2 separate regions of the Homo sapiens genome follow, and region 2 is linked to region 1. A link is a loop called in an ENCODE intact Hi-C map of the cell type or tissue named here. Cell type or tissue: body of pancreas. All regions are shown on one strand. Links, peaks and the distances in the headings refer to the core of each region. The heading gives the core; the rest is flanking DNA.

Region 1 (16,517 bases), core at 2,779-10,778:
TCCCCCGTTTGTATGTGAATTTCTGATGAATTGAAGCCAGGTAAACCCCACTATAGAGAAAAATACAGAGATGAACTTCGCGCAGAAAAGATATGAGAGCATCATGTGAAGTCAAATGATACCACACAGCACTGTGTAAATGAAGGCTGTAGCAGTGGTCCCAGCGAGAAAAGGAGTGTGAGAATGGACTTGTCACACTGTACCTGTCAGTGTAGGCTCTCGGGATCCATAGAACCTGCCCAGGCACAGGCAGGACCACACTGACATTGTCTGCAGGTATTTCAGGTCTGAAAAATGGCATTAGTCTCATTACATTAATGTAGCTCATCTGAATTTACTGTTTGAGTAATTTTATGTTTTTATAAATGTGCCTGGATCTCTGTAATCGTAAAAGTGCCAAAGGAAGTTTATGCTCCATACTGAGTACTATTTGTACTGTTTGTGCATTTTAAGAAATAATATAATAAATAATAGTTGGATAAAAGTAGTTTAATTTAAATTTAAGAATGGAACACAAAGTAATGTAACCAGGGGCATCTGGCAGGACTAGTTTTTCCCCTCAGAGGAAGCCATTTGGTACCTGAGTTTGAAAGACCCCAGTGCAGGAATCGAAGCTCTGGGAGGCAGACAGAGGTTTCCAGTCATGTTTGTGTCATTCATATGGCTCCTTTCCATGTGCTGACCATTTGAGAAATATTAGCTGAGTTGAAGAGTTAATTGACATAATTGGTTTTCTGCCTTGAGGTCCTGTCTGTTCGGACCCTGAAAGTGATAAAGTTATTTGGAGAACTTGAGAAACACTCCCAAAGAGAGTGACAAAAGTTACTTATGGGTTTGGGAAAGACACTTTACAGGGGAGCAGGTACAAGTCATCATACCCGTTTGTACGTGCAGCCAACACTTACCTTCTACATTAATGAAAGGAAGACTTCCAAAACTAATTTCTCTGTTTCTTTTTGTTTGTTTATTTTTGGAGTGAGTGATAAAGGTTTCTTGTTGATATTTGCGTGACCTAAACTCTTGCCAGAATTGCAGTAGCTGGCAGCAGCCTCAAGTTTATTTTCCACAGGCAACTCATCAGCCCAGGGACAGTAGAGGCTTGATCGCAGCTGAAAGTTGGGGTGAGCTTGGGCCTTTGTGACTAGCAGGACTGTTTGTCATATTGCTAAATAATCACTCATTCATTTATTAGCTTTTTATTCTGGGAATTTTAAAGATATACAGAAGTAGAGAGAATCATATAATGAACCTCCAAGCCCCACAAAACCCATCCCAGCTTTAACAATAATCAACTCATAACCACTCACATTTACTCTGTCTTCCTAGCTACTTCTCCCAGCTCACATTAATTTTGAAATAGATCCCAAACATCATATAGTTGCATCTGTAAATATTTCCATGATAATTCTTAAATATAAAGACTCCTTTGTTAAACACCCATTATTACTCTTTGAAAAATTAACACTAATCCTTTAATATCATCAAATATCATCATTGTTCAAATTTCCAATTGTTTAAAAATGGCATAAGTGTTTTTCTCCTTAAGCTTAATTTTTGTGAGTTAGGATTCAAGTAAGGATTAGACATTATGATTGATTGCTCTACCATTTATGTCTCTTTTAAGCTATAGGTCCCCTTTTCTTTTCTTTTTTCTTCTTTTCCCTGTAATTTGTTGGAGAAACTGGGTAGTCTGTCCAGTAGAGGTATTTGTTTACTTTTGACAGATAACGCATTCATGTGTTATAACATTCAAAAGGTACAACATAGTAAAGAGTGGAAAACTTCCTCCCAAGAAGCACTCAATGTTACTAGTATCTTGTATATTTTTTCAGAGATCTTTTATGTGTGTCCCAGCAAATGTGTATGCATCTATATTCTTTTTCTTTCTTTTTTATATAACTGGTAGCATATTGTACATGTTGTTCTGCTCCTTGTTTTAGTCACTTAACATGGAATTATACATGTTAGCAAATTTCTTGTTTTTTCTTTTTTGAGACAGTCTCACTCTGTCACGCAGGCTGGATTGCAGTGGCAGGATCTGGGCTCACTGCAGCCTCCACCTCCTAGACTCAAGTGATCCTTCCACCTCAGCCTTCCCAGTAGTTAGGACTACATCACACCCAGCTAATTTTTGTGTTTGTTGTAGAGATGGGGTTTCACCATGTTGCCCAGGCTGGTCTCAAATTCCTGAGCTCAAGTGATCCACCCACCTCAGCCTCCCAAAGTGCTGGGATTACAGATGTGCGCCATGGCACCCAGGCAAATTTTAGCAAATTTCTACATATATTGTTTGGCATCCTATTACTTTTTCTCATGTATTCAATTATGTCATTACTATTTCCTAAAAATTGAGGGACATACAATATTCCTAGGATTATGTGATTGTGCTAGAGTCCTCACAGCTGGGAAATGTTCTTTTTTCTCATTCAGAGAATGAGAAAAATTCAGAGTTCAGCAGGCATTTATTGAGCTCTTTCCCTGCTGGACGCTGTGCCAGACACTCTGTCCTGAGGAGTTTCCCTGGGGCCTGAACACCCTGTGCCCCACTATGGGCCATAGAGGAGGCTTTCCACAGTGCTAACTGAGCTTCCAACCCCTTCCAGCTCCTTGTGTGGCCTGAACTGTATTCACACTGTAGACATTAGCTTCTCAGGTTCCAAATATCCTGGCTGCAGTTCCCTCCTCTATTCTGATCATGTAAATAAAGTGCTTGCTCATTCTTGTCAATGATGTTGACAAATGTACCCTTCTAAATAGTGGGATGATGGAAAATGCCGAGTAGATTATAGCCAAGGATATTTTTCCCAATTTAGAAAACATAGTTCCTTTCCCTCCATCTATCATTAATATCACCCATCAGTCTATTTATTGACTCTACATATAAATTCTGGATGTTGCACTGACATCGCAAGAGAAATCAGCACTTTGCCACAAAAGAGCTTATAAGAGGAATGCAGATTTCTTTAAGTCTCTTATGGATGAGCAGAGAGGCCTCATGGAGCTTCTGTAAAGCTGAATTATCAAGGCTGAAGTGATCAGAATCCATCCAGCTCTGCAAACAGCTTATAAGATGGATGGGTGCCTTGCTTCTCTGTATTCCTAGAGCCTCACCAGGGCCTGGCACAGGGAGGGTCCCTGGTCCTCAGTTTCCTTGCCTGCATTAATAGTAACTCACAGCGGTTGTGAGCACCAAATGAGGTAATGTCGGAGGATGCACTTTGTCAGTAAGTTAGGCATTCAGTCTTCACTGTCAACACAAATGCATTCTGTGACATGTTTGAGGAGTAAATGAGGTAATGTATTAAAATCACGAACACTTTATAAACGATAGAGCTACACAAATAGGACATTTTCTTATCATCCAGCTTTGTTCCTTCATTTAAAGTTATCATGATTTGGCCAGGCTCAGTGGCTCATACCTGTATAATTCCAGCACAGTGGGAGGCTAAGGTGGGAGGATCACTTGAGGCCAGTAGTTGGAGACCAGCCTGGAAAACATAGTGAGACTCCATCTCTGCAACAACAACAACAACAAGAAATTTTAATTAGCCAAGTGTGGTGGCACATACCTGCAGTCCCAGCTACTCGGGAAGCTGAGGCAGGAAGATCACTTGAGCCCAGGAGTTCAGAGTTGCAGTGAGCTATGATTGCACCACTGCACTCCAGCCTGGGTAACAGAGCAAGACCTTGTCTCTATAAATTAAAATAAATAAATAAAAGGCGGGGTGCAGTAGCTCATACCTGTAATCCCAGCACTTTGGGAGGCCGAGGTAAGTGGATCACTTGAGGCCAGGAGTTCAAGACCATCCTGGCCAACATGGTGAAAAATATAAAACTAAGCTGGGCATGGTAGTGCACACCTGTGGTCCCAGCTACTCGGGAGGCTGAGGCATGAGAATAGAATTGCTTGAACCCGGGAGGTGGAGGTTGCAGTGAGCCAAGATCATGCCGCTGCACTCCAGCCTGGGCAGCAGAGCAAGACCCTGTCTCAAAAAATAAGTAAATAATAAAGATACAGTGATTTAAAGATAACAGTATCAGAGCCAAAGAACAATACTAGATTCTAGGATGAGAGTCTTTACCCTAACTTATGGTTCACAGATTTAATATTTTGTCTGGGCAGCCGGTAGAGGAGCTTATGGTCTGGAATGGGAGAAGGAACGTGTGTGTGATCCATGTTACCTGTAGAAGACATTTAAATTAGCATTGATCATGATTGCTCACAGGCAAGTCAAGACCAGACTAACCAGGCTTGAGGACCCAGACATTTGGCTCTGGACTGGGATCTTCCAGCCTTGGTGAATGAAGTCTCTCCTTTGTCTTCTCTGGTGAGCACACCACTCCCAAGTTCACATTGTGTTGTTAATTTTTTTTTTTTTTTTTAAGAGACAGGGTCTTACTCTGTCACCCAGGCTGGAGTGCAATAGTGCGATCATAGCTCACTGTAGCCTCAATCTTCTGTGCTCAAGTGATCCTCCCACTTGCCCGAAGCCACACAACTAGTAAGTAGTGTAGCTGCAGTTCAGGTCAAATCTGTCTGTGTCCAGATCCTGCAAGTAGCCTCTCTACCCCACCACCAATGTACATCTACAGAAAGCATCTCAATGAAGCAGAAATCTTTGTAGAAATATTTTTCCATTCTCCTTAGATGTTAAAAAGGAACCTTATTGGCCAGGCAAAGTGGCTCACGCCTGTAATCCCAGCACTTTCGGAGGCTGAGGTGGGTGGATCACGAGGTCAGGAGTTCGAGACCAGCCTGGCCAACATAGTGAAACCCTGTCTCTACTAAAAATACAAAAAATTAGCCAGGTGTGGTGGCGGGCACCTGTAATACCAGCTACTCGGGAGGCTGAGGCAGGAGAATTGCTGGAACCCAGGAGGCGGAGGTTGCTGTGAGCTGAGATGTGCCATTGCACTCCACCCTGGGCCACAGTGAGAGACTCCATCTCAAAAAAAAAGGAACCTTATTTTATAATTTCACCAGCCTTTTAATCTAGGTTAAACTACAGTTAATGGTATTGAGTTTTATATTTTCTGGACCAAATAAGCTCATGTCAGTTGGAGAATACCATAGACAATTTTGTTGCATTGTATATTTTGGAGAGAATAGCAGAAATCATGAGTCTTCTAATGGTATTTCAGTATTTAACTGAATGTCAACAATCAATGGGTAGATTTCCATCTACTTTCTATTTGCGGGCCTTTCCTTTCTTCTGCTACCTCCAACATCCTGTTTTAGCTTTGAATATATTTCTTTATTTGTGAGACAGCAGTTTCTGGAGTAGATCTTTGAGCCCAGTGAGATGTTCTTGAGACAAATGGGGAAAGTGTGAAAGAAATATGCCTTGGGACAGTAACTCCTCTGAGCAGTGGAAAGTGAAAACTCTCATTTTTGGATGGATAATTATTTGCTTGAACTTTGAGATGTTCTTTAAATATCCAAAAGCTGCTGACAGCCCAGGCCACAGTGAGCTTTCTCTCCTGATGTACAGTGGCGTGGCAATTACTCATAAAGGCCTGTACCTCTCCGCCCAATGTAATAATCTGGTAAGAAACTTCTGTTCAGAGAACCACAATGATAATGCTTTAGGTTAATGCCACAGACTTAGTCAATTAGTAAATATTTACAGTGTCCACTATGCACTCAACACCCTAAATTTAAATTTGTGTAGAATTTAAACATGAGGACTGAATTACAAGTACATAGGTCAGAACCCCCAACAGAGATGAAAGAGATATGAATCATCACTTTTATGCAGAGAAGAGACTAGCAAATGTTCTAGTTATAGAGGGTGGTTACACAGTGTGAAGGTGAGAAATAGTATGATTTTTAGGGCCTGGAGGGGATGGGCCCCCAGTGAATATCTTTGTATGGTTCAGCAGGTTGTACAAAACTAGTTAGATGCCATCAAGGGCTTGCAGTGGGGCTCAAATGGTGAACGTCAGTGCTTGTCCAACATCGCCATGGGTCAGGTTACTTGTAGCCAAGTAAATGCTTCTCACACCTATGACCTCACTTCAGCCCCTCATATGAACAACAGTGCACAGCCCTATGCGCACAGCCAAGGCAGCACCTGTGTAGCGTCATTTTCCAGGCTGATGTCTGGAATTCCCCTTGTAAGTAAAGCACTGAAGCTTCATTCCATAATGACTCACTGCCACTGCTCCAAAACACACCCCTCTTGTCCATCTGCCCATTTCCTGACCGCCCAGCATTCTTGGGCCTTGGCTCAACTGTGAGCCCAGCCTGACGTCTGCATCCACCCCTCCTTCTCACCTTCTCTTCTATTCCATCTCTTCCAGTGGTTCCCAGCTTTGAGTCCACCTCCTTCTTCTTTCTGCCTCCTTTGTTTGAACTCCTCTAGTATTTATAGTTGGTACTTCAGAGTTTAGTACTTCATTATATACAGATTTGTTGTACTATTTTCCAATTGTTTTATGGATGCTGTGTATCATACTTCTTTCATAGCCCCCACAGAGGTTAGAGTGATGTCTTTCGTCCCTGTGGGGAGTGAGGTGGAATGTCAGGAGGGCGTAGTTTGCAAAACATCCCTCCCAGTGGTACTGATGCCTTTTCGCAGGTTCTGTCCTCTTCATTTGCAAGCCACTGCTTTATCCACGAGGGTGCTCCCTACTTATGCCAGTGAATTAATTTTTGGTAAGTGGGGTAATTTTCTTTCCTAATCTCAGAGTAATATTTCTGCCATTTTTTATGAAACCATCTTCCTTGATGGCCAGTTCCTTGCCTCCCAGGAAACTGATGAGGAGGCAAGACGAATGTATTGGGAAAGCCCAGCGGAGGAAGAGCTCCTGAGGAGTGAGTGGCGTAGCTATCTGCTTCATGTGGGGCGCTCCTGCTCTGCAGTGTAGAGTATTTTTTAGGTGGACTAGGAGCAAATGCCTGCCTGATACAGGCAACGTTTGCACAAAAACCCAAAGGAAGAAGGCTGCTGGTAGGCTAGGGGTGGCAGGTGGGATTGCCCTTGGGCTTTAAAGAAGGCTGAGAAAACTTACTTCCAGAGTGGGAGGCAGGAGGAGTGAGCCTTGGAACAATAGTGGAGTGTTTGTGGTGGACGGACGGGAGAGAGGAACACTTGAGGGCATGAACTTACTTCTGTCTCTTTACTTGAAAAAGCAATCCACTGAGCTAAGACCCTAAAATACATCAACCCAGAGGGCTTCCTTTCGAGTTTTTAGTTTTTAGATCATTCGGTATCCTCAATGCAAAGATGTGATAAAGTCAAGCTCAGGACTACTTGGGGACCAATTCTCATCCTCCTCATGTGTTACAATTCCTTAGCAGTTGCTTTAAAACTAACATTTTTCTAATCTTGAAATATTTAATAAAGCAGCTTTCTGCTAAAGAGCTGAAAGCATTTTACGAACCTTATCTTGAGGATATCCGTGCATATTTTATTATTTTAAGTCATTTTTTTTAGCCTACAGAATTTCATCAACTTCTTTCCTTCAGTTACACGTAAAGTAACCTCCCTTCCCCCATTTTATAGAAGAAAAAACAAATCTTCATAATGTTTAGATAATTCACCCAAGGTCACTTGGCAGAATCTGGAATCAAACGCAGGTCTCCTGGTTCCAAAACCTTCGCCCCTGTGTCATTCAGTTATATCACATGGACTCTTAAGTTAGGCCTCAAAATCCTCCAAAAGTGCAAGTGATCTGCCCAGAGCTGTACAGCACAGAATGTTCAGGGGGGTAAGGGTTGGAATAACTCCAGATGGCACTGGAGACAAGTAGTGTAGAGACACAAATGGGATCCTCTCCCTCCTCTGACATCCAGAATCCAGAATCTCTGGGTCTTTCCACTTGGGTTGTGACCTACAAGTTGGGGGCAAAGCTCTTTAGCTCTCATAATCAGCAGGACTGATGGCGGAAGCTGGGCAGGGCTCCCTGGAGGCCCAGTGTTGGGCTGGCATGTTCAGCACCAGATAGGTGCCTATCTCACAATATCCCTTTTTCATTTCAGGCACAGATGAATCCTTCATATTTATCTGGATTTAGCTGGTAGCATTTGTCTCCTAAGACTTGGTCACAGAGGAATCCATGTGACCTTCAGGCCTTCTGCTCTAAACTGGCAGGAGATCCTGTTTCTACTCACAGCGTCCGAGGTATTTATAAAACAGAAATAAGTAAAGCATGCCTCAAAATGCTGTGCACACTATGTACTGTTGCCCCCAGAACCTTCTCTTGGTCTTGGAGGGCAAGGATCACAGAGCTTTTTCTGCTGTCTCTCCCTGTGTAACAGGGTCTGGTGGCCGAGCCCTGAGGGGCGCTGTTGCTCCCAGGTGGCAGAATTCAGCATCAGAGAGCCACACAGCTGAAAGAGATGGATGGGTGAGTGACCTCAGCTTTGCCCAGCTGGGGTGAGTGGGCCGAGCAAGTCTCTCCTTTGGCAAAATCATCTGGGCTTGTTCTCATCCCTGCTGAATTGGCAGGGGAGGAGAGGGTCGTGGCCCATTGGTCATTGGTCGGGTTTCCTCACAAATGCCTGCCATGGTGAAATGCAAGACTGTTAGAGTGATAATGGGCTGCACGTGTTAATGCTGTCATCACGGGCCCCACAGTGTGTATTAGCCAAGTACTGGGGGCACTGGGAGCCTTGTCTGCTCCCAGTCGGCGTTGGGAAACCAGAACGCTCAGGAACGGTGAGTCCCAGTTATTTTTATTTTCTCATTAACTGAGAGTAGCTGTAAGTCCTTTTCTGTTGCAGGTCTGGGTGAAACTTTCTTCTTTGCCTGCCTTAGGGAGTTAGATGGGTTGAGTGGTTCTTCAGGCAACGGTTGTGCCAGGCACTGGGTCTTGCCCTCCCACCCCCATCTCCATTTCCTCCTTCTGGAAGCTTATTTCCAGACATAGAAGAGTGGGTGGCATCTCTATGGTGCCCAGGACAATCAATCTGGAGATGCCCTCTTCTTCAGTTGTATCCTTCTCTTAAAAATTCCAGTAAACTAGGCACTTGAGCTCATTGGGTTCTGGTAAACTGCAATTTTGCTTCTGATATTACAGAATTTAATTATGGTGTAGATTTTTAAAAATATGTTTAGGATAAATCTCACAATTCATATGCCTGTTCTCTTAGAAAATCTAGAACCTCCCTAGAGGAAACACCTGGCGTAAGATTTTTTTGTTTGTTCTCAGGTATGGATTCATGGTTTCTCAGTGAAAGAGAAAACAATTTTGCCTGTGATTTTACTAAGTGCTTTACCCATTCGTTCTCTCATAGCCAGTACTATTCTTTCAGCAGGGTTATTTGCTAGTGGAAGAGGCCAGCTTCCTTTCAGTATTTTAGTAAGGGCACGTAAAAGTGCCCGATTAAATGTTCCTGTTTAACTGGTGACTCAGTCTTCAGACATTTTTAGTTTGGTAACTTTCTTTGTGGAAGCTCATGGGTTAGTAGCCATTCCTGACATTTAAATGTGAGGTTCACGTTTTCCTGCATTGGGTAACTTGACTCCCCCTGAGAACTTGTAGACTATTTTCTGAAATTCCAGCAGATTGAGTGTGTGACCTTATGACTTTGTGGAAGAAATATGGCTAAATAAAACTGTTATCACATGAGTAGGTTTGCACAGAAAGACAATTTCAAGGACTTATCTTGAATACAACAAAGGGCAACCTTGCCGTAAATACATTTAATTATCTGTCAATCCCTCCAGTTCTCTTCTACTAAATTGTGTGTGACTTGATGATCCCTTCACCTTGTAGGACCTGGTTTGTAAGAGATGGACTGGATCAACCAAGGGCTTTATCCTTCCTTGTTATGGTAACCCACTCCCGCCCTTTCAGGGCAGTCCCTGGCTTGAGTTAGTTAATGTTCAAAAATCAGTGTTTCTCAGCATCTCTGGAAAACAGGATTGGCCCTATTGTTTCCAGGGCTTTCCCATCCCTTCTGGCTTGAGGTGGTGGTGGTGGTGAGAGGAGGTCTTTTTTTTTTTTCTTTTAAACAATAGAGACGGAGTTTCTCCATGTCACACAGGCTAGTCTTGAACTCCTGGGCTCAAGCAATCCACCCTCCTTGGCCTCCCAAATGGCCAGGATTATAGATGTAAGCCACTGTGCCCAGCCGAGAGGTGGTCTTTTAAAACCCAGAGTATTGGCCAGGTGCAGTAGCTCACGCCTGTAATTCCAGCACTTTGGGAGGCCGAGGCAGGTGGATCACCTGAGGTCAGGAGTTCGAGACCAGCCTGGCTAACATGGTGAAACCCCGTTTTTACTAAAAATGCAATAAATTAGTGGGGCATGGTGGCACCCACCTGTAATCCCAGCTACGCCAGAGGCTTGAACCCAGGAGGCAGAGGTTGCAGTGACCTGAGATTGTGCCATTGCACTGCAGCTTGGGCGACAAGAGCGAAACTCCATCTCAAAAACAAACAAACCCAGAGTATTTGAGCACCGTGATGACTCCATTCCACAGAACCCTCTGTGGGAGGACACGTGGTCCTAGACCAACACCGATTTGCTAAAAGGTGGGTCTGTGAGCTGCTGGCTAAGGTGCTCACTCACCTCATTAGACCTTACCGAGAGTGAGAACAGGGCCGGGTCGCCAGGGCTGTGCAGTTCCCGAAGCCTCCTGGCTATGTTCTGAGGCTCTCCCATCCCATGGCAGTGAAAGACTCAGAGGACACAAAGGCACAACTCAGACGGGGATGGCTAGGCCTTCTCCCCAAAATCATCTGGGCTTGTTTTCGTCCCTGCAGAATGGTTTTTTTCCCCCTATGATGGCTCTGACTAATTTAGTTAAATGGCAGATAAAGTGGGGAGAAGGTGGCCCATTTCCTCCTTACTTTCTCTCCAAGGGTGTCATGTTGCCCACATTTAAGGTTGACCACTTTTATCTGGTGTAGCAAGTTCAATAGTGACCCTCCAAAATTTATGTCCCATCTGAAACCAGTGAATGTGACCTTATTTGGAAATTGGGTCTTTGCAGATGTAATCAAGTTAAGATGGGGTTGTACTTTTATCTAAGCTGCCACCAAAGAGGCTGAAAAATCAGAATGACATGGGATGGAAACAGACCATGTTTTTGGGGTGGTGTGCTGTGGCCTTCTGCTGTCCTTCTCCTGACATCCTCACAGGGTACTTTGGGGGACAAAGTTTTATCTCAGGGCATTACAGTTTGCTGGGAGATCCAGGCTAGGCAAGAGGGGATTTTTACCTGCAGGGAAGAATGGGTAGTCTTTCCATGGGCAGGAGAAGCCCCTCAGCAGGAGAGGGGTGGTGTCAGGAGCAGGGGTTCCAGCTGTGCACTGCCAAGGATGCATTTTAGCACAGAAAACAAGAACAATGCATCTTGGAACTGTTTATGGGACATGATGATCACCACTTAGTATCCAGTGATTTATTAAGTCTAACATGGTTCCATTTTAGAAGATATGGTTCCATTTTAGAAGAATCAAGAAGAGTATGTCCTGGAATTAATTTTAAACTCATTGGAGGAGGCCCAAGCAGTTAATCAGCTAGTGAGTTCATTGCTAATGAGACTTGTGTGTCAGTTAGGAAGGAGTATGTTTTGTGGTCGTTTCTATCTGTCAACTTAGGTTGTTTACTGAGGCAAAATGGAGGAAAGTTTAATAGTGGAGATGGTAATAGCGAATATTTTGCGGTAGTACCCCAAAATATTAAAAATACGGTAGTATTGTATGCCGGCATTGTTTTAAAATGCTCTTTATGTATTAACATGTTCAGTTTACAGATGGTGTTCAGAGGGATTAAGGAACTTGCCCCAGGACAAACACTGTGGCTGGATTTGGCACTGGCTGTGTCACTGCAGGACTGGACCCTAAATGAAATTTACATCTTCAACCAGATGGAATTGGAACAGAGAAATCCTTTAGGGGTTTGGTTTGGTTTTCCTTGAGAGGTATTTGCCTTAGGACCCATAAGTATCAAAGCTTGTTGTGCTAGGTCCTTGAGGGTTGCAAGGAAGAGAGATCTCCCCCTCCCCCAGCTGTCTGTGTCCTCTGAGCTCTCTCACTTTGCTGATAGCTAAGAGGAAAGGAAAGGATGGTTCTGATAGCTGAATCACAGAGGCAAAGAAGCCAAGCCAATAAGTATTTATTCACAGAATGCAATTTGTATTATGTTAAGAAGTCATCTGTGGGTGTTCATGTCAGTTAGCTGTCATCTGAATTGATGGGAGCGTGTCTGAGTAACAAGGGTCCTTTCAGAAGGAAGTGGCAAACGGTCCCTTCAGCCACTAAGGACAGGAGCGTGGAACTCCTGAGTCATGAGAGGTAATTTGGGCATATTCTCTCACCATTCTAGAAGCTAGAAGTTTGAAAACAGGTTTTACAAGGTTGGCTCCTTCCTTAGGCTCTGAAGGCAAGACTGTTCCCTGCTTGTCTCCTCTTCTGATGGTTGCCAGCCATCCTTGGCATTGCTTGCTGTAGATACGTGGCTCCAGTCTCCACTTCCATCTTCACGTGGCCTCCTCCCCTCTGTATCTGTGTCTTTGTATCCAGATTTCACTTCTTCCAAGGACACCAGTCATGGGGTTAGGACTCCCTCCAACGAGTACGACCCCATCTTAACTTGATTACATTTGCAAAGACCCAATTCCAAATACCGTCACATTCACTGGTTTCAGATGGACATGAATTTTGTGGGGAGGGTCCCTATTCAACTTGCTACACCAGGTAATGGGTTTCCTTTGTTTGGGATCTCTCTGCTCTGTTTGTTCGTGCTTTCCGCACTGTAAGTTGTGTCCTGTCAGTGAATATTGGTGTTCCAAGGCTGAAAGCATCACGATCCCATGCAGGTGGAATGAATATGATGAAATTATTGGCACAGCTGAAAGAAAATATATAACTGTTTAATTTATTTGAAGAAAGAACAAAGGCCCTGAGGGTTGTTAGTTCTTAAGAATTTTACTGTGTAATCATCTATGAAGTAGGCTGGAAAATGGCCGTTTTCTGTTACAAAGTACAGCGATAGTTTTTTCCTGTGCTCTTTAGCCGAGGACCGCAATTCTGTCCCTAGAATCTCAGACATTTCTAGCTGAAAGAGACCTTTGGCATCATCTACTTCTAATCTAACCTTCTCATTTTACAGATGGGGCCTTTAGGGCCCAAAAAGATTAAGTGCCTTGATTCAAGGTCATCAGCCAGGAAAGGGCAGAGCAGACACTAGGACCCAGGTCTCAGAGCCCCCAGACTGGAGCTTTTCCCAGTGCAGTGGCAGTTTCTCACTCTATCTGTGCCTCCATCTGAAAATAATGCTTTTAGCCAGGGGAGAGCAGAAAGAGGCATGGGAGACACAGCTCAGGCCTTCACCTCTGGTGGAAATACCAGTCAAGCTTGTCTTAGAGACCAGGGGCAACACTGGGAGCTCCTTTGGTGACTAGATGTTGGGCATTTGGTAGCACCTTGGTTTCCTTTGTTAATGCGGACTATAAATGGAATTCTGACTACCATTTACAGCACCTAAATCCCATTCATAAAATGGCAGGGAAGGTGTGGGCTAGCCGACAGAGAAGGGATTGCCACAGGGACACAGGAAGCCCAGCCCATCATGAAGGTGGAGCTGGGTTTGGGGTGGGGGTAGGGAGACGCTTCCTTTCCATCTGCGACATACCCAGCCCTCCAGCTGTTCTCTGTGACTTCTTTTCCCTATCTAGGCTGCCTGATGTTCATTTTAACTGGATTTCACCTGTCTGGAAAGTGGGGAGGGCCACACAAAATAATACAATGGAATCAGAGTTTGCTGTATCTAGAACAAGTTCAGAATATTAATATATAGTGACAAGTCAGACTTGGGGAAAAAAGAATACCATAAAACAAAATGCAGCAAGATAAAGTGAATGTGAAAATTTTTCTTCTAAAATTACTTATCTCCTCATTTAATACCTATGTATATGCACGTACATGCACACACTCATACTTACACATGCTTCTACATTTTATACAGTCGTTCCTGTATATCCTTGGGGAAATAGTTCCAGTTCCCCTGCAGATACCAAACCCACAGATGATCAAGTCTGATATAAAATGACATAGTATTTGCATATAACCTATGCATATCCTCCTATATACATTAAATCATCTCTAGATTACTTATAATACCTATTACAAAGTAAATGATGTAAATAATTTAAATACTGTATTGCTTTTATTTAAATTTTTCTTTTTATACTATCTTTTCTCTTATTTTCTTTTTTTTTATTTTTTAAGACGGACTCTCACTCTGTTGCCCAGGCTGGAGTGTGGTAGTGTGGCAACCTCCACCTCTCAGGTTCAAGTGATTCTCCTGCCTCAGCCTGGGATTACAGGCACGTGCCACCATACCTGGCTAATTTTTTTGTATTTTTGGTAGAGATGGGGTCTCCCCATATTGGCCAGGCTCATCTTGAACTCCTGGTCTCAAGTGATCCGCCCGCCTCGGCCTGCAAAGTGCTAGGATTACAGGCGTGAGTCCCCTGCACCCGGCCTTATTGTCTTTTTTTTCAAAAATTTTCATCTGATTGGTTGAACCTGCAGTTAAGGAGGAACAACTGTACTTCATTCGCTAAGGCTGGGTTCTAGATCTAGCTGCTCCATGAGGACTTCCTTGCTTAATTTTTTTTTTTCTGGACTGATTTTTATCTAAGCTTCTAAAGTACAGATAGCCTTAACATAAATTTCTTTTCTCCCTGGTTAAAATGAGAATTTACTTAACTGCCAACCTTCACAGTGCTAGGTGCACAGGAGGTAGTCAGGTACTTAATTAAGCCTGCTGAAACTCCAGGGAGTACCCCCAGGGACATGCAGAACTGACCTGTACCTCAGGACTTCAGGTTGAAACCTTGGATCGAGGCTGTGTAGTTGGACCACAATAATTATAAATCTCTCATAGAATTGCCTTCCCTGAATTGAATTGAATTTTAAAACCTTGGCATTTTTTGAGGGTTGAGGAAATTAATTCTCTACTGCATTTGCTATTTAAAAAAAGTTGTGGGAGGACATTGTCTGTCACATCACTCAAGGTCCCCTTACATAAAGTCCCACATTTTTTTTAAATAATTCTGTGCCAGATAAGCCCTGTTTCCACAGAGTTTCTCTTATGCCACTGGGCGTAAGAGCACAATATATGTTAGCTCTCTTTCCATTTTGGAAACCATAGGTCTGACTGGGTTTCCCTTTTCCCCCTGACAGTCAGAAAGCTCAGATAAATTAATTAAAGCATAATCACATGCATTAAAGCTTTATCACATATATAATTGTTGTGTATGTTGACATACATATTTTCCTTTCCAGTGTTTTAAAATTTCTCCTTAGATTTTCTTAGTTGCTATTTTAAAGCTTTGTTCTAATAATAAAAATGTTTGTAGTCATTATGAATTTTGGGAAATAGAAAAAAAGAAGTCGCCAATACTCTTATAACGCAGTGATTTTAGCATTCATAAAGATTTGAATATATAATTTTCCTTCTATATCTTTAGAAATTGCCAAGTAAAACAGTCTAGAAGTCACAGTGGCTTCAACTGCTCATTCTCTCATGTAAAAGAAGTCCTGAGATAGGCAGTCTAGATCTGATATGGTGGCTCCATTAAGTTGTCAAGAATTCAGATTTCTGTCTCTCTGCCCTGCTGTCATCTTAATGGGGCTCCTAGAGAGACTTCAAGGTCACTTCATGGCCCAAGAGGGCTGTTAGAGTTGCAGCCATGTTTTCTGCATTCCAGGGATGCAAGAAGGGAAAAGGGCAGACAAAGGGTGAACTCCCTGCCCTCTAAGGAGCTTTCCCAAAAATTAGATCTACCCCTCCAGAGCTGACCAGAATTTAGTTACATGGACTCACCTAGCTAAGGGAAGCCAGAAAGCATTCACCAGTCTTATACATTTCCATATCTTTCCCTATGCATATAGATTCAGTAAGGGTGTTTTCTTGAAGCTGTCTCAAATAGTTTGTGGAAAGAGTTAAGGTATAAATAAACCTCAATGAAAATATCAATAAATAAAAGGCACTACATCTTGTTATCCTATCAGCATTGCCACTCTGCCTTTCCATCATTTTTTCTAGGGATTTTTTATTTATATATATATATATTGATTGTATATTTTTCAAATATTCAGTCAACACAGACCTTTTCAGGGCTAGAAGGGACCTTAGATGCTTTTCTCCAAAGGTTGCATATTCAGATGCTTACGGGGACCATTCAGGTACCATACATTATTAAAGCGGGCCAGGGATCAGTGTTGAGGTCACCACTAATAGGGAGTGGTGGGGACTGTGGCCACCTGGAGAGAGCTTGCTGGGTCTGAAGCGGGGCAGCCCTGCTCAGCTCTGTCCATTGTTGCCGTGTGAGAATGCTGGCCCTGTGTTGCCAAATCTTCTGATTTTGTTTCCAAGAGAAACCAGAAATCTAGATTTTTATCTGAAATCTCCTGGTGTTAATAATATGGCAATGAATAAATTAATTTTTTTTAAATGCCAGCTGAATGCAACACTGCCTGCCCCATGGGCTGCCAGTTTAGGATCTTTGATCTGGTCCATGCCCTGTTTTTCATTTGGCAGCCAAGCCTGTG
Region 2 (16,517 bases), core at 5,066-13,065, 45 kb before region 1:
TGAGGGTAACCCAACCTTTCTCTCTGGCTGCCCTTAACATTTTTCCTTCATTTCAACTTTGGTGAATCTGACAATTATGTGTCTTGGAGTTGCTCTTCTCGAGGAGTATCTTTGTGGCGTTCTCTGTATTTCCTGAATCTGAACGTTGGCCTGCCTTGCTAGATTGGGGAAGTTCTCCTGGATAATATCCTGCAGAGTGTTTTCCAATTTGGTTCCATTCTCCCCGTCACTTTCAGGTACACCAATCAGACGTAGATTTGGTTTTTTCACATAGTCGCATATTTCTTGGAGGCTTTGCTCATTTCTTTTTATTCTTTTTTCTCTAAACTTCCCTTCTCTCTTCATTTCATTCATTTCATCTTCCATCACTGATACCCTTTCTTCCAGTTGATCGCATCAGCTCCTGAGGCTTCTGCATTCTTCACGTAGTTCTCGAGCCTTGGTTTTCAGCTCCATCAGCTCCTTTAAGCACTTCTCTGTATTAGTTATTCTAGTTATACATTCTTCTAAATTTTTTTCAAAGTTTTCAACTTCCTTGCCATTGGTTTGAATGTCCTCCCGTAGCTCGGAGTAATTTGATCGTCTGAAGCCTCCTTCTCTCAGCTCGTCAAAGTCATTTGTTCCGTTGCTGGTGAGGAACTGCGTTCCTTTGGAGGAGGTGAGGCGCTCTGCTTTTTAGAGTTTCCATTTTTTCTGCTCTGTTTTTTCCCCATCTTTGTGGTTTTATCTACTTTTGGTCTTCGATGATGGTGATGTACAGATGGGTTTTTGGTGTGGATATCCTTTCTGTTTGTTAGTTTTCCTTCTAACAGACAGGACGCTCAGCTGCAGGTCTGTTGGAGTACCCGGCCGGCCGTGTGAGGTGTCAGTCTGCCCCTGCTGGGGGGTGCCTCCCAGTTAGGCTGCCCGGAGGTCAGGCATCAGGGACCCACTTGAGGAGGCAGTCTGCCCGTTCTCAGATCTCCAGCTGCATGCTGGGAGAACCACTGCTCTCTTCAAAGCTGTCAGACAGGGACATTTAAGTCTGTAGAGGTTACTGCTGTCTTTTTGTTTGTCTGTGCCCTGCCCCCAGAGGTGGAGCCTACAGAGGCAGGCAGGCCTCCTTGAGCTGTGGTGGGCTCCACCCTGTTCGAGCTTCCTGGCTGCTTTGTTTACCTAAGGAAGCCTGGGCAATGGCGGGCGCCCCTCCCCCAGCCTCGCTGCCGCCTTGCAGTTTGATCTCAGACTGCTGTGCTAGCAATCAGTGAGACTCCGTGGGCGTAGGACCCTCTGAGCCAGGTGTGGGTTATAATCTCCTCGTGCGCCGTTTTTTAAGCCCGTCGGAAAAGCGCAGTATTCAGGTGGGAGTGACCCGATTTTCCAGGTGGCTTCTGTCACCCTTTTCTTTGACTAGGAAATGGAACTCCCTGACCCCTTGCACTTCCCAAGTAAGGCAATGCCTCGCCCTGCTTTGGCTGGCGCATGATGCACGCACCCACTGACCTGCGCCCACTGTCTGGCACTCCCTAGTGAGATGAACCCGGTACCTCAGATGGAAATGCAGAAATCACCCATCTTTTGCATCGCTCATGCTGGGAGCTGTAGACTGGAGCTGTTCCTATTCGGCCATCTTGGCTCCTCCCCCGTATTTTTCTCTTTTCTATTCCTCCAAATGTGCAAGTAGTGGGCTCTGGGCAGGGCTGTGACAGAGCAGAAAATAAAAGTTGCCCACCAAACACTAACTCCCTTCCTGGACTACATTTTCATAGGTCTAGTCTAAGACTCCCTGAGGTAGAAAGAATTTCATAGAGAAGACAAAATGTCTTGGAGAAAGATGAAAGACAAAGGGTTCATCCACCCAGGGCAGAGGGGCTATGAGGAGGGAGAGGTCATGGGTCCCAGGAACAGAGCAGACCTGGCCTGTCTCCCTAGTAGACCCCAGAAGCCACACACATGAACCCAGAGAAGGATCACAGAAGAGTGTCATGGGGCGGGGGTCACTTAGATGGAATTTGCCGAGACTCTGGGCCTGAGCCTATGGAGCAGGGATGGCGGATGTCTCAGCAGCAACCATGTGGACATGTGTCCAATGAAGAAATGCTTTGCACACAGCCTAAGATTCCAGACCCAGAGAACAACCATGGGGCTATGGGTCAGGGAGGAGCAGGGAACACATCTTCAAGAACCGGGGTTAAGTTCCCCCCAGTTTAGCAGACTAGCTGATTTGTAAAACACAAAGTTAAACTTCATGTGCACCTGAGTTTGTGAACTGACATTTCCACCCACTGCACGTGTTCCCACATTGTGAGTCCTGGGGATCCAATCTGTTCCCGTTTTTGTTGGAGCAAGGGAGCCCACAAACTCACTAGAACCCATCTGCTGGGATGGGAGGTGGAGAGGAGAGGGCTGGCTTTCCCTCAGATGCCAGGCAACTGTTTCTAGGTTGCTAATCTTGCCACCTTCCCAGTTCCCTCAGCCCTGAGGAAGGCAAGGGCAGCCTGAGTTACCCCCATGAGTTAGGGAGCTTGGGGAAAACATGCACAAGTGGCCAGGAGACTGAGGGAAAGGAGGCTGCATGCAGGCTGGGGATTTAAAACCTTTTTGAGAATGATCTACTGAGCATCTGCTATGTACCAGGTCCTGGGCTAAAATCTGGAAGATAAATTAAAAAAAAAAATAGGCCAGGCACAGTGGCTCATACCTGCAATCCCAGCACTTTGGTAGGCCCAGGTGGTTGGATCACCTGAGGTCAGGAGTTGGAGACAAGCCTGGCCAGCATGGCGAAACCCCATCTCTACTAAAAATACAAAAATTAGCTGGGCGTGGTGGTGCGCGCCTGTAATCCCAGCTACTCAGGAGGCTGAGGCAGGAGAATTGCTTCAACCCAGGAGGCGGAGGTTGCAGTGAGCCAAGATCATGCCACTGCACTCCAGCCTGGGTGACAAGAGTGAAACTCTGTCTCAATAATAATAATAAGTATGCTAGAAAGCACTGTTTCAGAGCCTGGCACATAGTAGATGCTTCATAAATCCTATATACCTCATACTCTTCCTGGAAGGATACAAAGATGTGGGAAATACAGTTTCACTCTCAAGAATCCTAAGATTTTGTAAGAGGGTGAAGACTCTCATGCACAGCTCTCTACAACCCAGGTAAAACAAGATGAACACCGTAGCTCAGGCCTAAGGATACAATGGCTCAAGGGAGGGACAGAGAACACCTGGGTGAAGCTTCACTTTGAGGTACTGATATGGTTTGGCTGTGCCCCCACCCAAATCTCATCTTGAATTGTAGCTCCCACAATTCCCACATGTCATGGGAGGGACCTGGTGGATAACCGAATCATGGGGGCGGGTCTTTCCCGTGTTGTTCTCGTGATAGTGAAGAAGTCTCACAAGATCTGATGGTTTTATAAAGGAGAGTTCCCCTGCAGATGCTCTCTCTTGCCTGCTGCCATGTAAGACATCCCTTGCTCTTCCGCCATGATTGTGAGGTGTCCCCAGCCATCTGGAACTGTGAGTCAATTAAACCTCTTTCCTTTATAAATTACCCAGTCTCAGGTGTGTCTTTATTAACAGCGTGAGAACAAACTAATAGAGGTACCATGTCAATATTGAGGGTACATATAGGGGAGGTGGGAGGTGAGGAGGTGGACAGAGAACAGGACTCGTGAGAAGCTATTGGTAGACTGAGCCACAGGAGAATATATTCTGGCAGTCACTAACTTCCAGAGTGAAAGTTCACATGCAAATCAGTCGTTTGGAATTTGGAATGCATTTTCCCATGGGAACAATACCATACATGGAGGCTGAGATCTTAGGCCAGAGGATGGAAACAGATTTACTCCCACAGTATTATTCAACTAGGTTACTCATAGCATTACTTAGTTCAGAATTCAGGGAGATGGGAGCCCTGTGGCCCACCTCATTGTGGGGCTGGACCTGCCCTAGGTCAAGGTCTTTTTTGTCTTGGGTATGGAATGGTTTAGGAGGAGATTAAATTTGAGAAATCATAAAGCTGATTCTAATTGCATTTAATGGCAAAACTATCAGCTGACATACATGTGTAATTACATATTAGAGTATTCAGGAGAAAGTGATGAAATAAATTCTAAATTACTACCAAATCAGCAGGCAGGCTAATCTTAGAATTTCATGGTGGCCAAAGCAGTACTGTTTGATGTAAATGCCTCCTAATCCCTAATTCAATATGACTGCTGTCTTTATTAAAAAGGAGGGTTTGGACCCAGAGACAGACAGACAGACAGACAGACAGACAGACAGACAGACACACACACACACACACACACGACACACACACAAGGAGAAAGCCATGTGAAGATGAGGGCAGAGATTGGGCAATGTTTCTACAAGCCAAGGAGCTCGAAAGATTGCCTGCAAACCACAAGCAGGGGAGCAGCATGGAACAGATCCTCACAGAGCTCACAGGGAGGCCATCCAGCCAATACCCTGATCTCAGACTTCAGCCTCCAGAACTGTGAAACAACACATTTCTGTGGTTTAAGCCACAGACCTCTCCCTCCTCATGGCGCCCCTTCCCTGAGGGGATGTACCCTTTGCCTTTCACCTTTCTCCAAGACATTTTGTCTTCTCTAGGAAATTCTTTCCACCTCAGGGTGTCTTAGACTAGACCTATGAAAACGTAGTCCAGGAAGGGAGCTAGTATTTGGTGGGCAGCTTTTTTTTTTTTTTTTGAGATGGAATCTCACTCTGCTGCCCAGGCTGTAGTGCAGTGGCGTGGTCTTGGCTCACTGCAACCTCTGCCTCCCGGGTTCAAGCGATTCTCCTGCCTCCACCCCCGAGTAGCTGGGACTACAGGCACGTGCCACCACGCCTGGCCAATTTTTTGTATTTTTAGTAGAGACGGGGTTTCACTGTGTTCGCCAGGATGGTCTCAATCTCCTGACCTTGTGATCCGCCCACCTCAACCTCCCAAAGTGCTGGGATTACAGGCATGAGCCACCGTACCCGGCCTGTGGGCAGCTTTGATTTTCTGCTCTGTCACAGCCAGCCCAGAGACAGTAGTAACTTGTGGTACTTTGTTACGGCAGCCCTAGCAAACTAATACAGGTATTAGAGTACGGCAGTAGCAGTGGATAACTGACATGCAGCATAATCTCACCACCCTAGTAGAACTGACCAGGCCAGGGACCCTTATAGAAACAAAGGCAGCCAACTGCTGACTGAGCAGTGCCCTCTAACATGGCCTGGGGCCAGCGCTGTGACCAACAGCAGCTACCAATACTAACCACCCAATCAGATAGTGTTTCTTGGGGGATTTGAAGGGAGTGTAAGGCCCTCAAAGAAGGTGGACACAGGAGGCACTAAGCAGAGGCCATGGAAGAATCATGCATGAGGACAGCCTTCGAGAGGAGGGGAGAATGGAGACAGGCTTTGGGAGCGACAAGAGAAGCAGAGACTCAAGGGTGAATCAGAAGCCAAGGCAAAAATGGGCAAAGACATACCTATGATGGCGCCCCTTGGAGCAAGAGCAGTCCCACTGCCTTTGCAGGGTAAAGTGGTGCTCACATCTTTGCTTCTAGCGGCTGCCAAGCTGCCAGAGCTCTCATTTTCCCAATTAAGGTGCCAGCCTCCCGGACGCCTCACCTCCGCATGGAGCCTTGAAATGACCACTCACTTGCCAAGTACAGCACCTGAGCTGGTCTCTTCTCCCTGCAGCCCAAGAGAGTCTAACACATTGCTGCAGAGGCAGTAGAAAACATAGACAAGCCAAAACAAGAAAAGGAAAGGCAGGCACAGTGGCTCACTCCTGTAATCCCAGCACTTTGGGATGCCAAGGCAGGCAGGTCACCTGAGGTCAGGAGTTCAAGACCAGCCTAGCCAACATGATGAAACCCCGTCTCTACTAAAAATACAAAAATTAGCTGGGCATGGTGACACACGCCTGTAGTCCCAGCTACTCGGGAGGCTGAGGCAGGAGAATTGCTTGAACCCAGGAGGTGGAAGTTGCAGTGAGCCGAGATAGCACCGCTACACTCCAGCCTGGGTGACAGGGCAAGACTCTGTCTCAAAAAAAAAAAAAAGGATTTTTAAAAAAGAATTTATGCTGTGCCACCAAAATGTATGCATGTCAGAAATTGTACTTTGGCTAGGTGCAGTGGCTCACGCCTGTAATCCCGGCACTTTGGGAGGCCGAGGTGGGTGGATCACTTGAGGTCAGGAGTTTGAGACCAGCCTGACCAACAGGATGAAACCCCATCTCTACTAAAAATACAAAAATTAGCCAGGGTTGGTGGTGCACGCCTGTAGTCCCAGCTACTTGGAAGACCGAGGCAGGAGAATCGTTTGAACCCAGCAGAGGAGGATGCAGTGAGCCGAGGTTGTGCCACTGTACTCTAGCCTGGGCAACTGAGCAACACTCCATTTCAAAAAAAGAAAAAAGAAAAAAAAAAGAAAAGGCACCTGTAACCCAGAAACAACCACTGTTAATATTTCAGTGTTTATTCTTTCTCAAAGTCTTTTATTCTCTGCATATATTTTTATAAAATAGGGTAATACTATATGTACTGTTTGTAACATGGCTTTTCTTTAAACAGCTCTAAAAAAACATTTTTCTAAATAAATTAAAAATTGTCATTATATGTAGTGGGTATTCCATTGTGTGCAATGTGCTTAATCAATCTTCTATTGTTGCCAGGCAAGGTGGCTCACGACTGTAATCCTAGTAACTCGGGAGGCTGAGGTTGGAGGATCACTTGAGGCCCGGAGTCCAAGACCAGCCTCGGCAACCTAGCAAGACCCCATCTCTATGGCGCACACTTGCAGTTCCAGCTATTCTAGAGGCTGAGGCAAGGAGGATCACTTGAGCCCAGGAGTTCAAGACTGCAGTGAGCCATGATTGCGCCACTGTACTTCAACCTGAGTGATGAATTGAAACCCAGTCCAAAAAACTTTTTTTTTAAATCTCCTATTGTTGGTAATTTAGTTTGTGTCCAGTTTTAAAGTGTCTATCTTTTGATTTAACTATCCTACTTTTAGGACTATCTCCCACAAAAGTAAAACACTAGTTTCTTTTTTTTTTTTTTTTTTTTGAGACAAGGTTTCATTTCTGTTGCTCAGGCTGGAGTGCAGTGGCACGATCTCATCTCACTGCAACCTCTGCCTCCTGGACTCAAGCGATCCTCTCTCTCCTGCCTCAGCCTCTTGAGTAGCTGGGACTATAGGCGAATGCCATCATGCTCAGCTAATTTTAAGTATTTTTTTGTAGAGATGAGATTTCACCATGTTGCCCAAGCTGGTCTTGAACTCTGGACCACAAGCGATCCGCTGGCCTCGGCCTCCCAAAGTGCTGGGATTACAGCCTACTAGTTTATAATATTTACAGAGATGTTTATCACAATATTATTGATAATAGCAAAAATCACTAGAAACACCCTGGATGTCTACCAATATGGGGGCGGTTGAATAATCCATAGCATATTCTATACTATGAAATATTGAACTGCTATTAAGAGTGAGATGAAGTGAGATGAATCAATATTACTTGTCAAAATGATCATGATATGTGGCTAAGGGAAAATGTAGTTTACAAACTAATTGTGTAATGTGATTTTTGCTTTTTTGTTTTTACAGACTGGGTCTCACTCTGTCATCCAGGCTGGAGTGCAGTGGCGTGATCACGGCTCACTGCAGTCTTGACCTCCCGGGCTCACACAATCCTCCTGCCTCAGCCTCCTGAGTAGCTGGAGTCACCATGCCCAGCTAATTTTTAAAAATATTTTGTAGAGACAGAGTCTGCCTATGTTGCACAGGCTGGTCTCAAACTCCTGGCCTCAAGCAATCCTCTGACCACAGACTCCCAAAGTGCTGGGATTACAGATGTGAGCTGCCACGCCTAGCCTGATTTTTGCTTTTAATTAAAATTTTGTAAATGGAGGTGGGAATCCCTCTACGAATTTTTAATTTGTAACTATTCGTATCTTCCTAGGGAAAATAATAGGAAAAAAACTCACAAAACTGTTAATATTGCTCACCTCAGGAGATGGCATTGGAGATATTTGCTTAGTTACAAGAATATGTATGGATTTTGCAACTTGAATGACACAGTAAGAAAGAACACCATGCCCCAGTGCAGGATTGTGGCAGGAATTTGAATCTTTAATTCCTTCAGGCACCGGGCACAGATCGAGACCATCCTGGCTAACACGGTGAAACCCCGTCTCTACTAAAAATACAAAAAAATTAGCCAGGCATGGTGGCAGGTGCCTGTGGTCCCAGCTACTCAGGAGGCTGAGGCAGGAGAATGACGTGAACCCGGGAGGTGGAATTTGCAGTGAGCCGAGTTCGCACCACTGCACTCCAGCCTGGGCGACAGAGCAAGACTCCATCTCAAAAAAATAAAATAAAAAAATAAAATTCCTTCAGGGTGCTTGCAAAAGATAGAACAGTGCAATGAAAAAAATCAGACCCAGCAGCACTACTTATTACAACATGACCTTGAGTGAGTCATTCACCTCACTGGGCCTCAGTTTTCTTGTCTGTAAAATGGGACAATAGCAATCTCTACCTGTCAGAGTTTGTGTGCAGGCAGTCAGGAAATATAGTCAGTAGGCATTAAATTTTTTTCACACTGTTAATCCAGTTTATAAGTGATACCTTTTTTTTTTTTTTTTTTTTTTGAGATGGAGTTTTGCGCTTGTTGCCCAAGCTGGAGTGCAATGGCGCCATCTCGGCTCACTGCAATCTCCGCCTCCCGGGTTCAAGCGATTCTCCTGCCTCAGCCTCCTGAGTAGCTGGGATTACAGGCACACGCCACCACGCCCGGCTAATTTTTTGTATTTTTAGTAGAAATGGGGTTTCACCGTGTTAGCAGGCTGGTCTTGAACTCCTGACCTCAGGTGATCCGCCTGCGTCAGCCTCCCAAAGTGCTGGGATTACAAGCATGAGCCACTGCGCTAGGCCAGCGTGATACCATTTTTAAAAGTGTTAAGTGAAAAGGGTAAAGGATCTATTGAAGCCCCTTTGTAAGCATGTGAGTTCTGCTTGAGAAGCCACCCCCGGGTTAGCTCTTCTAAGCTGCTCATAGCTAATTCCCTTCCTTCATCTCCACTTCCCTTTGGGGTTTGGCGCAGTGATGATGGGGTTTCTGAAGATGAGGTAGGGCAGGGGTTACACAGTGACCACTGGGAAGTTGGGGACTGGCCGCCTCTGGAACTCCAAGGATTGATTTTCATGGTTAGCAAACAGCTGAGAGTTCTTTGGGAAGCTTCAATGGTGAAAATGCTATTTTTGGTAAGAGGGTAAGAATACAGCCCCTTCTTGTTTAGCCATGGTCGTGGAATCACGGTGGGGGCGTGCCTGGTGCATGGGCTCCTGAGAGGCAGGCCCCGTTGGGCTCACCCCCATTCCTGCTGCCATTCCCTCCATGGCCTCAGGGTGGCGCTGCTCCCTCTCCAACTGGGGCCATCTATTGCCACCATGCGGCTTCCCAGTGAAACCCGCTATTAATAAGAAGGAATGAAAAAAAAAAAAGAAAGAAACAAACCTGCCAGAACTTTCCAATCACACTGTCCTAAAAGCTGAGGACTAAGAAAACGAAGATAGATTCAGGGGACACCGTGAGTCAAAACTTTAGTTTGCCAGGTCTGACTTCTTTCCTGCAGCTCTTCGCCCTCTACCCAGTCCATCAGGGACCCCAGGACTAGGACTCCCTAGCTCCCCACTTACAAATTAAGCCCACCAACATTTGTGGGGCGCCAGGCAAGAGAACGAATGGAAGCTCACATACTCTATGTCTGCATATTTTCAAGTTGTTCAGTCAAGCTGATAAACCCTTAAATGAAGTATGCTCCATCCTTCCGCCTTGAGGTAGATACCTTCATAACCACCTAAAAGACCAGGTTGACTTTTAGGATTTTCAGCCTCCTTGGAGATCCATTCCCCTGGCTCTCCACTTCTGGCCCCAGGTCCACCCACCCACGCTCATCCTTTCAGATCGTGAGGAGCCTCACATACGTGTGGATACTCCAGCTCACACATCCAAGCTTCCTCCACACCCACACCCCTTACAACCCTGAAAACAGCTACCCCTTGGCCACTCCTAGTACCTAGCATGTGAACACAGGTAGTGAGGTCCACTCTTGGGAAGAGAGACCTAGAGAAAATGAAGATGCCCCGCAGGCACAGAAGAGGGCTTGCTGTAATTTGGACAGAAACTCTGGGGTCCTGGTACACGGAGCCTAGTCTTGGGTGGGTGTATGGACTCCCTTTGTAGAAAGGAACATGGCCCGAGGAGGTGCACAGCAGGAGCTTCTCCTGCTCTGGGCCCAGGGGATGGGGACAAGGAGAGATGACATCCTTAACTCCCTCCATCCCTCAGGAGTGCCCCTGGACATCGAGACTCCTGGAAATCTGGGTTGTGACAGGCCAAGTCCCTTCTTAATTCCTCTTTCCTGCTGTGGAGCCCCCTCATGTCCAATGATTGGCAGCAGGAAAGACCTCACTCTTCAGACAAGACCATAGTATCTGCCCTTGAAGCCTTTCTCTTTCAGCCCTCAACAATATCTCAATAAAAACAGCAATCCAACGTTGGACAGAAGCCTGCAGTAATGGGTGGTGGCGCAGAAGCCATCCTTTCAAGGGCACAGAGTGCCATTTCTCTCTCAAGGGATGGATAATTCCTGCCTTAATGCAACCTTCATCTGCCTAGTCACCAGCTGATGGGAAAGCAGCTCCAGCGAAAGATAAGGGCTCTTTGCCTGAAATGAAAAATTCATGAAGGAAGACTAGGAATGGGGCACGCAGAGAGCTGCCAAGTTGCTGTGCTCTGAGGACCTGACAAGAAGCTCAAAAAGCCAAATGGAAATTTTCTCTCCTCTCCAGCATCTCCCATCATGCCCTCTTCCATGTTTGGGGCTCTCTTCTCTGCTGTACCTGGTCACAGCTCTGCAGTCTCACCAATGCCCATATGCCAGGGGATCCAGGAAGAGGGGTACATCTGCCCACCCAGGCGAGCCACTTGACACCCACTCACATCCTCACAAAATGTTCGCTGTGGCTAGACAAGCTGGCATGGTTCTGACCACCTACCTGCCTAGACCAGACCTGGAGGAAATCCAAACTGGCTATTTATTTGTCCCTGGGAGACGCCTACAGATTACTTCCTGTTCCAATTTTCTGACCCACAGATCTGATCAAAATTCGTTAGGTTGATCATTGGTCACAACTCATAACTTGGGAAGGCAGCCCTGAATTTCTTGTCACAATGTTGGGCAGACAGTGGTATGGATGAAATGAAAGGGGAAAAAAACCTCTTGAACCATGAATTGGAGAATTTAACTCTCTCATAGGGATGGGCTTGAGAAGTACGACCGGCTACCCCATAATATACAGAATGGCACAGCAGTCGCAGGTGCCATTCCAGAGATGGTGGGTTCGAGGGCAGTAATTGATCCCCAGAAATTAGGTAGGAGGGCAGGCTGCCATCGCAGAGGAATCTGCCACCAAGGAAGTCCACCAGACTCTACTGTCAATGGGAAATGGGAAACTTGAGTCTCCTATTGCAGAGCCGCAGTTCCTTCTTCCTGCTGCAGGGTCCGTGGCCGAAGGAAAACCTCATTCCACTGTCCCCTGCCCAGGCCAGCTGTGGAACGCAGGTCCTCCATGAACTTGGGGGCCCCTCTTGGTCTCCCAGTGCATTGGCTCTTGGTTCCCAGGTCTTCCAGGCATTTATGCAGCCTTTTCCATTCAAAGCGGGAACTGGATTCAGACAGCAGTGTCTCATTGAAAAGCTTGTCCCTTCAACACCAGCCCCTAAGAACCACTCCAAGGCCTTTTTTTTTTTTTTTTTTTTTTTTGAGACAGAGTTTCGCTCTTGTTGCCCAGGCTGGAGTGCAATGGCGCGATCTCAGCTCACTGCAACGTCCATCTCCTAGGTACAAGCAATTCTCCTGTCTCAGCCTCCCAAGTAGCTCAGATTACAGGCACCCACAACCATGCCCGGCTAATTTTTTTGTATTTAGTAGAGACAGGGTTTCACCATATTAGTCAGGCTGCTCGTGAACTCCTGATCTCAGGTGATCCACCCACCTCGGCCTCCTAAAGTGCTGGGATTACAGGCATGCACCACCTCGCCCGGCCAGCCTTTTTAAAAAAAAACACTAACTCCTCCCAAAACAAAGAGTTTTTTCGCTCATTTTCTCCATACTAGAGCTTTACCATGAAGAACACAGATATAAAAACCTAAGGACTTATCTGCCCTCTGCCCCATCCCAGCACAAACAGGAAACTCATGCTACAACAAAAAGACAAAACATAGGTCACATTCTCAATGGGCCACCGTGATATACACAGAAGCCTAGCACTTAAGACTAAAGCCCCAAGTCCAGGTGTAATCTGTTTCTTCTTTTATGTGTAGGAAGTTGTTTGAAGCTTTTTCCTCCAGATTTTAAGTGATTTGTGTTCACTGTGGAACACTTGAAACGTATAAGAATAAAGACAAAGGGGGGAAGTGTCCATCATCTCACTACCCAGAAGCAAACTATTAATATTTTTTAAATATTTCTTTCCTAGTTTTGTCCTGTGCCTTTTTAAGTTTCATTTGAAATCAAGACTGTATATGCAATGTGGATCGAGAGTATTTTATACAGCCATTAAAAAAAAATAATGAAATCATGTCCTTTGCAGCAACAGGAATGCAGCTAGAGGCCATTATCCTAAATGAATTAATGAAGAAATAGAAAATCAAATACCACATGTTCTCAGTTATAAGTAGAGCTAAACAATGGGTACTCATGGACATAATGATGGAAACAGACACTGGGGACTCCAAAAATGGGGAGGGAGGGAAGGAGGGAGGGAAGGATTGAAAAACTACCTACTGGGGGCCGGGCATGGTGGCTCACGCCTTGTAATCCCAGCACTTTGGGAGGCCAAGGCAGGTGGATCACCTGAGGTCAGGAGTTTGAGACCAGCCTGGCCAACATGGTGAAACCCCATCTCTACTAAAAATACAAAAATTAGCCAGGCGTGGTGGCATGTGCCTGTAATCCCAGCTACTCGGGAGGCTGAGGCACGAGAATTGCTTGAACCCGGGAGGTAGATGTTGCAGTGAGCTGAGATCACACCATTGCACTCCAGCCTAAGCAACAAGAGCAAAATTCCATCTCGGAAAAAAAAAGAAAAAGAAAAACTACCTACTGGGTACAATGTTCACTATTTGGGTGATGGGTTCAATAGAAGCTCAAACTCCAGCATTATACAATATAACTCATGTAATAAACCCGCACATATACCTCCTGAATCTAAACAATTCAAAACAGATCTGTATTTTTTTTTTCTGAGACAAGGTCTCACTTTATCACCCAGACTGGAGTGCAGTGGCACAATCTCAGCTCGCTGCAGCCTCAACTTCCCAAGTTCAAGCCATCCTCCCACCTCAGCCTCTCCAGTAGCTGGGACTACAGGTGTGCACCACCACACCTGGCTAATTTTTGTATTTTTCTGTAGAAACGGGGTTTTGCCATGTTGCCCAGGCTGGTCTTGAACTCCTGGGCTTAAGCAGTCTGCCTGCCTCAGCCTCCCAAAGTGCTAGGATTACAGATGTGAGCTACGGTGCCTGGCCCAAAAAAGATAATTTCAAAAAGAGTATTTTCCCAGGGCAAACATATTAATAGCTGCCTAACTATTCATAATATGCCTGTGCCATAGTTTGCATGATCAGGAGGCTGAAGCTACACCAGTCAGAAGTGACTGAGCTTGCAGTGAGGGAACAGTAGGCCAGGCTTCAAGGAACTGGAGCAGGCAGAGCAATAAGGTTTAAGCTCACGGCTACCACCAAAGCCTGAGGTTATTTCAAAAATAGGAATGCTGGAAGATACAGCACACAGATGGAAAGAAATCTTTTGAACCTGAAGGCTGAAAGGAAAGCTGGCTAGGGTCCTGAGGCTATGCTGATATCCAGGAAAAAGCAGAGTGTGTGAAGAAGGGTGTTAAAGGCCCCAAGTTTGCTGTTTGTCAGGAATATAAAGGTTGTTCGGGCATTCGGGCAGAATGTACCCTACAGGTAAGACTGGAGGAAGTTATGGAATTGATTTTCGTTTGTTTTTGTGTGGGGGGGTGGGTTTTTGTTTTGTTTTTTGTTTTTGTTTTTTGAGACAGGGTCTCACTGTGTCGCCCAGCCTGTAGTGCAGTGGTGTGATCTTGGCTCACGGTAGCCTTGATCTCCCGGGCTCAAGAAGGGAGTATTAACTCCACTTCAGCCTCCTGAGTAGCTGGGAGTAGAGGCACACAACACCACACCTAAGTTTTGTAATTTTTGTAGAGACAGGGTTTCACCACGTTGCCCAGGCTTGTCTTGAACTCCTGGGCTCAAGCGATTCACCTGCCTCGGCCTCCCAAAGTACTAGGATTACAGGCGTGAGCCACCGCACCCAGTTGGAATTGATTTTTTAAAAATACATTTAGGAAGGCCAGGGGTTGGGGAGTGGTTCTAAGACTAGCAATAAAAGAATAGGAGCAGTTTCAGAAGCTGTTCGATTATCACATGAGCATGAGAATGTCAAAGAAGAGACGCTAAAGCCGGCCTGTCTCACCTTATTGATTTCCGGTGCTTACTGAATGCATTACTTTTATTGGAGAATAACTTCCTTTTCATTTTCTTTTATCTTGCTCATTTGAGTATGTCAGGTCTGTTTAATCAGTCACAATTGCTGCTGCTTTTTTTTTTTTTTTTTTCAGACAGAGTCTCACTCTGTCACCCAGTCTGGAATGCAGTGGCATGATCTCAGCTCACTGCAACCTCCACCTCCTGGGTTCAGGTGACTCTCGTGCCTCAGCCATCCAAGTAGCTAGGACTACAGGCGCACGCCACCATGCCCGGCTAATTTTTGTATTTTTAGTAGAGATGGGGTTTTACCATGTTGGCCAGGCTGGTCTTGAACTGCTGGCCTCAAGTGATCCCCCTGCCTCAGCCTCCTAAAGTGTTGGGATTACAGGTGTGAGCCACTACGCCCGGCCAAAAATTGCTGCTTCTTGATAGAGTATGGAATTCCTTTCTTTTGAGGTCAGGTTTATTTTTTCTTATTACATATGAAAAATTTGCTCATAACCAAAACTCCTAGAATATAGAAAAGCATGAAGTATAAGGAAGTAAATAAAAATCACCAGTAATCTGACTACCAAAAGATAACCACTGCTGACATATTAATATAAGTCCTGCCAGACTCTTTTCCTATATATGCGTTCTCAACTAATCTCTGCCTCTCTCTCTCTCTCTCACACATGCACACACACACAGACACACACACACACATCACATCACACATATAAACACAAAGAGAAAGGGGAGTATTCATACTATACATACAGTTTTTTTATTGTTGTAAAACATAAATAACAAAATTTACCATTTTAAGCATGTTTAGGTGTACAGTCCTATAGCACTAAGTACATTCACATTGTTATACATCTATCACCACGATTCACTTCCAGAACTTTTTCATCTTCTCCAACTGAAACTCTGTACCCATCAAGTCAGTGGTCCCCAACATTTTTGGCACCAGACTGGTTTCATGGAAGACAATTTTTCCACGGACAGGGTGGGTAGCGGGGATGTTTTCAGCATGAAACTGTTCCACCTCTGAAACCACCTTCTGCTGTGCAGCTGTGCAGCTGTGCAGCCTGGTTCTTAACAGGCCACGGACAGGTGCCAGTCCATGGCCCAGGGGTTGAGGACCCCTGCATTAAATAAGAACCCCCATTACCCCTCCCCCAAGCCCCTGACAACCACCATTCTGCTTTTTGTCCCTGCATAATTTGGTGACTTTAGGTATCTCATCTGAGTAGAATCATACAGTATTTGCCCTCTTGTGTCTGGCTTATTTAGCATAATGCCTTTAAGCTTCATCCATGTTATAGCATGTGTCAGAATTTCCTTTCTTTGTATGTATTTATATATAACATTGTGTCCTTTTTTTTTTTTTTTTTTTACACGGAGTCTCATTCTGTTGCCCAGGCTGGAGTGCAGTGGTGCGATCTCTGCTCACTGCAACCTCTGCCTCCCGGGTTTAAGCGATTCTCCTGCCTCAGCCTCCTGAGTAGCTGGGACTACAGACATGTGCTACCACGCCCGGCTAATTTTTTGTATTTTTTGTATTTTTAGTAGAGACGGGGTTTCACCGTGTTAGCCAGGATGGTCTCGATCTCCTGACCTTGTGATCCGCCCACCTCGGCCTCCCAAAGTGCTGGGATTACAGGAGTGAGCTATCGCGCCCGGCCAACATTGTGTTCTTATATTTATCTGTTGATGGACACTTGGTACAAATAGTTCTTTAGGCTGCTTTTTCCACTTAATATATTCTAGACATCATTTCATGTCAACAAAGTAAAATTAAATTATTATTTTTAATGACTATTTGGTATATTGCTCAACAGATATTTTATAAGTTATTTAACTAGATTGCTAACAATGAACACTTGATTATTTACAGTTTTTTTGCTTAATAGACTTTTCAGTGATGAACAATCTTTCCAATTTGTATTGAGAAACATATCACACAG

The links. Peaks named below come from ENCODE experiments on the same cell type or tissue, not always from the same donor. Only the 100,000 strongest peaks of a DNase experiment are listed, where the experiment ranks them.
Region 2: it touches region 1 in a loop (3-fold over the local background); 9 of 110 quality-filtered maps call a loop at or near these places.

The regions. Positions count from the first base shown.
Region 1 is chr15:89,095,919-89,112,435 of GRCh38, forward strand. The region is part of intron 1 of ABHD2 (abhydrolase domain containing 2, acylglycerol lipase); the gene reads left to right. LOC124903573 reads right to left here and starts at 10,614. Exons shown (of 7, transcript XM_047433432.1): 1 at 10,522-10,614; 2 at 7,694-7,836. The coding sequence starts at 10,614. RefSeq lists enhancers at 5,751-6,950, 15,331-15,869. In body of pancreas, for the core only: no CTCF peak of the experiment used is centred there; a DNase peak (open chromatin) is centred at 6,163; H3K27ac peaks cover 5,299 bases.
Region 2 is chr15:89,048,293-89,064,809 of GRCh38, forward strand. The region is part of intron 1 of CARMAL (coronary artery disease region linked MFGE8 regulatory lncRNA); the gene reads left to right. It also overlaps a transcript of ABHD2 not described here. Among named protein-coding and RNA genes, the nearest start is that of CARMAL, 16 kb to the left of the region's middle. RefSeq lists enhancers at 688-1,239, 11,043-11,543. In body of pancreas, for the core only: a CTCF peak has its summit at 9,395 (motif pointing right); a DNase peak (open chromatin) is centred at 9,409.